2 separate regions of the Homo sapiens genome follow, and region 2 is linked to region 1. The links are chromatin loops, found by intact Hi-C in ENCODE. Cell type or tissue: Panc1. All regions are shown on one strand. Region 1 has its middle 16 kb from the start of MIR2054. Region 2 overlaps FAT4 (FAT atypical cadherin 4).

Region 1 (2,500 bases):
AATTAATTAGAATAAGTCTTTCCAATTTGTTTTTCTTTTTCAATTTTTTTTGGTTATTCTAACTGCTTTGCTGTATACTAACTTTAGATCAACTTATCAAGTTTTAATTGGGATTGCATTGGTTATATAAACATTTGGGAGAGAATCTATTTTGTACTAGTCTTTTAAAACATGAAGATATTTTTAATCCACTTATTTAGGTTTCAAACATTTCTACTAATAACTTTTTATTCCTTTGCATAGAGGTCATAAAGGTCTTCCACATCTTTCATAATATCAAGTTATATTTATTTGAAATATTTTAAAACTATTGTTGCTATATATATAGATTGATAGCCATTTAATTATTCAGACGTTTATGTTTAGAAATAAAACAGACACTTTATATTAAACTCTGGCCACATTTTACAAATAACATCTTAATTCCAGTAATGTATTTGTAAACTTTTGAATTTTTAAGGTACATGCTTGTAAAATCTTCCAATAATGATATATTTACTTATGCATTTCAATTATATAACTTTTATTTCTTTTTCTTGCTATGCTGTGCTGGCAATAACATCTGTTACATTTGTAAAAAGCAGGGAGATATAGTAGTAGACGTCTATTTTTTTTCCTGCTCTCAAAGGAAACGTTTTCACCATTAAATACCAGGCTCATAGAATGCTATAGACACACTTTGTCATAAGGAAGCTCCTGTGTAATATTTGTCTTGTAATATGTTTTTTCTTTAGCATGAGCAGTTGTTGAATTTATCAAATCCTTTTTCTGTATCTTCTGTTGATTGTGTGATTTTTTTGTTATGTTAATGCAGTACATTTCATCAATTGACATTTCAATACTAAAATAAACTTGTAATTCTGTAATAAACCCAAAATAGTAAAAACAAACAAACAAACAAACAAACAAAAAAACAGTATTGGTATGGACAGGAGGCAGAAGGTGGGGTCCCTGGTGAGGGCTCCACCCTCAAGCCTGGAGCTATGGCTCTAAATGAGAACAGGCATTCCTGTTTTTCCGCCCAAATGTTGCCTTTTCCAAGACCACTCTGGCCTGCCCTACTCACTATGCTGTGCGCATAAGAACCTCAAACTCCAGGCTCCAAGAGCAGAATCGCGGCAGAGTGGCGTGGCAGAGAAGGAGAGAAGAGAAGGATATGAAAGTCGAAGAAGCAGCTGGACGGTGGGAGAGGAGTTCGGCCATTTCCCAACTCCAGGGAAGATTATCGTCCCACTCCATCAGCTTTCCAGCATCCCATCCCACTGAGAACCACTTCCACACTCAATAAAATCTCTGCATTCACTGTCCGTTAAGTCCCTGTGACCTGATTCTTCCTGGATGTCAGACAAGAACCCAGGTACCAAGAGGGCAGGGTGTATGTCACCCTGACTCTCCACTGGGCTGGTTAACACTTAAGCTATTTGCCGACCGCAACTGCATTGTTTGTAACACATGCCCTCTGGGGCTCCAGAGGTTGCAGACAACCGCTAGACACTGCTGCTGGCTGGTACAGGTGTCATTCCTGCCGGAGCCTAAAGGCACTCACTCCGGCTCCCTCACCCGCCCACTCCCTGGGTGCGCCTGCTGCCACAAAAGGTTTGAGCTCGACCTATGATCAAAACCAGCCACCCCCTCCCCTCACGAGGGGGTCAGAGAACTCTCCTGTCTCAGCATCATTTTTTAATGTTTATTGTATTTGATTCAATATATATTTTTAAACGTTTGCATCTAATTAATGAATAGGTTGACGTGTAAACATTATTTTTTATAATATCTTTCAGGTTTTGCTGTCAAGGGCTAACTTTATAAAGTGACTTGAGAGCGTTCTCTCTTTTTTTATTTACTCCTAGAGTCTGTGGGAAAATCCATTATTTCTTTTTAAATATTTCAGGTGCAATTGCTGGTCAAATAACCTAAGCATAGGGTTTTCTTTGTGAAAATATGTTACTAATGCTTTTATTTCAATGGAACTGTTCATATTTTCATTTTTAATTGGTCAGTATTGGTTGTCAGTATGGATTTTGATTTCAGAATCATTCAGTTTCATCTAAATTTGGAAATTAACCTGCATAAGATTAACCGTACTATTATCATATTATTTATTATATATAATATATACATCAGTGATATAATAATATAATATTTGCTGTTATATTATATCGTTATTTTATTATCTGGTTGATTTTTAGTATTCTCTCCTATTTATTACTGATATTGCTTAATTATGACCTCTTCTTTTATTCTTCTAAAGTTTTACCAATATTTTATTGTCTTTAAAAATCTTTTCATCAAATCATTCTTGCCTTTGTTAATCCTTTTGTCCCACGACTGTTTTCTGTTTCACCATGTTCTGTTGTTTTCATTATCTTTTTTCTTTTACTTTTATTTTGGATTGGCAGTGCTGTTTATTTGCTTTGTTCTAAATTTCCAATTGAATTTTAGTGTTTCTTCTTTCCCAATACATATGGCTAAGGACATAATTGCCTTTAAGTATGCCAAA
Region 2 (2,500 bases), 210 kb before region 1:
ACCCCTTCCTTCTCTTTATCACATCGTTTTAGGGAGCCAGGACCATGGACTTAGCACCAGACAGGGCTACTGGCCGCCCGTGGCTCCCGTTGCACACTCTATCAGTATCTCAGCTCCTTCGAGTGTTTTGGCTACTGTCATTGCTTCCGGGGCAGGCCTGGGTCCACGGGGCCGAGCCGCGCCAGGTGTTCCAAGTGCTGGAAGAGCAACCTCCAGGCACTCTGGTAGGCACCATCCAGACGCGCCCCGGCTTCACCTACAGGCTCAGCGAAAGCCACGCCCTGTTTGCCATAAACAGTAGCACCGGAGCCCTGTACACCACCTCCACCATCGACCGCGAGAGCCTGCCCAGCGACGTGATCAACCTGGTGGTCCTTTCCAGCGCGCCCACCTACCCCACCGAAGTGCGAGTGCTGGTGCGGGACCTCAATGACAACGCCCCCGTTTTCCCGGACCCCTCTATCGTGGTCACTTTCAAGGAAGACAGTAGCAGCGGACGCCAAGTCATCTTAGACACCGCCACCGACTCGGACATCGGCTCAAACGGTGTGGACCACCGCTCCTACCGCATCATCCGCGGCAATGAGGCGGGGCGCTTCCGTCTGGACATCACCCTGAACCCGAGCGGCGAGGGAGCGTTCCTGCATCTGGTGTCCAAGGGCGGACTGGACCGTGAGGTCACTCCGCAGTACCAGCTCCTGGTTGAGGTGGAGGACAAGGGTGAGCCTAAGCGGCGGGGCTACCTTCAGGTAAACGTGACTGTGCAAGACATTAATGACAACCCCCCGGTTTTTGGCAGTTCTCACTACCAGGCGGGGGTGCCTGAGGACGCGGTTGTGGGTTCCAGCGTCCTCCAGGTGGCGGCGGCGGACGCGGACGAGGGCACCAACGCGGACATCCGCTATCGCCTGCAGGACGAGGGGACCCCCTTCCAAATGGACCCTGAGACGGGACTTATCACGGTGCGGGAGCCCCTGGACTTCGAAGCTCGGCGCCAATACTCGCTTACGGTGCAGGCGATGGACAGAGGCGTGCCTTCCCTCACTGGGCGCGCCGAGGCGCTGATTCAGCTGCTGGACGTGAATGACAATGACCCGGTAGTGAAGTTCCGCTACTTCCCGGCCACCTCGCGCTACGCCTCGGTAGATGAGAATGCTCAAGTGGGCACCGTGGTGGCTCTGCTCACCGTGACGGACGCAGATTCTCCCGCGGCCAACGGGAACATCTCCGTGCAAATTCTCGGGGGCAATGAGCAGCGCCACTTTGAAGTGCAAAGCAGCAAAGTGCCGAACCTGAGCCTAATCAAGGTGGCCAGCGCCTTGGACCGCGAGCGCATCCCTTCCTACAACCTCACAGTTTCCGTCTCTGATAACTACGGGGCGCCCCCTGGCGCAGCAGTCCAGGCGCGCTCTTCTGTGGCAAGCCTGGTGATTTTTGTTAATGACATCAATGACCATCCTCCTGTCTTTTCACAGCAAGTGTACAGAGTGAACCTGAGCGAGGAGGCGCCTCCGGGAAGCTATGTGAGTGGGATATCTGCCACTGATGGCGACTCTGGTCTCAATGCTAATCTGCGTTACAGCATTGTCTCTGGCAATGGACTGGGATGGTTCCATATCAGTGAACATAGCGGCCTCGTGACCACTGGGTCCTCTGGGGGCCTGGACCGTGAACTTGCTTCCCAGATTGTTCTGAATATAAGTGCCCGGGACCAGGGAGTTCACCCCAAGGTGTCCTATGCCCAGCTTGTAGTAACTCTCCTAGATGTGAATGATGAAAAGCCAGTATTTAGCCAGCCAGAAGGGTATGATGTGTCTGTGGTTGAGAATGCCCCAACAGGGACAGAACTGTTGATGCTCAGGGCAACTGACGGGGACCTGGGTGACAACGGAACAGTGCGCTTCTCCTTACAAGAGGCAGAGACTGACCGGAGGTCCTTCCGTCTGGATCCTGTGTCTGGGAGGTTGAGTACTATTTCCTCCTTGGACAGAGAAGAGCAAGCCTTCTACTCCCTGTTGGTTCTGGCCACAGATCTGGGCTCCCCTCCCCAGTCATCAATGGCTCGCATAAATGTGAGTCTTCTGGATATAAATGATAACAGCCCTGTCTTCTACCCGGTCCAATACTTTGCTCACATTAAGGAGAATGAGCCTGGAGGTAGCTACATCACCACTGTGTCTGCCACTGACCCAGACTTGGGTACCAATGGTACTGTCAAATATAGCATATCTGCTGGGGACAGGTCTCGGTTTCAGGTCAATGCTCAGAGTGGGGTTATTTCTACAAGAATGGCCCTAGACAGAGAAGAAAAAACAGCTTATCAGTTGCAAATAGTAGCTACTGATGGTGGCAATTTACAATCTCCCAACCAGGCAATAGTAACCATCACTGTATTGGACACTCAAGACAACCCACCTGTATTCAGTCAGGTTGCCTACAGCTTTGTGGTTTTTGAGAACGTGGCGCTGGGATATCATGTGGGTAGTGTGTCTGCATCCAC

Evidence for each region. Hi-C counts contacts between places; a loop is a spot of excess contacts. Peaks named below come from ENCODE experiments on the same cell type or tissue, not always from the same donor. Only the 100,000 strongest peaks of a DNase experiment are listed, where the experiment ranks them.
Region 2: it touches region 1 in a loop (5-fold over the local background); 7 of 110 quality-filtered maps call a loop at or near these places.

The regions. Positions count from the first base shown.
Region 1 is chr4:125,521,686-125,524,185 of GRCh38, forward strand. No RefSeq gene overlaps it. Among named protein-coding and RNA genes, the nearest start is that of MIR2054, 16 kb to the left of the region's middle. In Panc1, no CTCF peak of the experiment used is centred here; a DNase peak (open chromatin) is centred at 1,432; H3K4me3 peaks cover 904 bases; H3K27ac peaks cover 2,399 bases.
Region 2 is chr4:125,316,368-125,318,867 of GRCh38, forward strand. FAT4 (FAT atypical cadherin 4) reads left to right here. Exons shown (of 18, transcript NM_001291303.3): 2 at 33-2,500. The coding sequence starts at 45. Among named protein-coding and RNA genes, the nearest start is that of FAT4, 2.7 kb to the left of the region's middle. In Panc1, CTCF peaks have their summits at 1,363 (motif pointing left) and 1,562; no DNase peak of the experiment used is centred here; H3K4me3 peaks cover 2,030 bases; H3K27ac peaks cover 1,341 bases.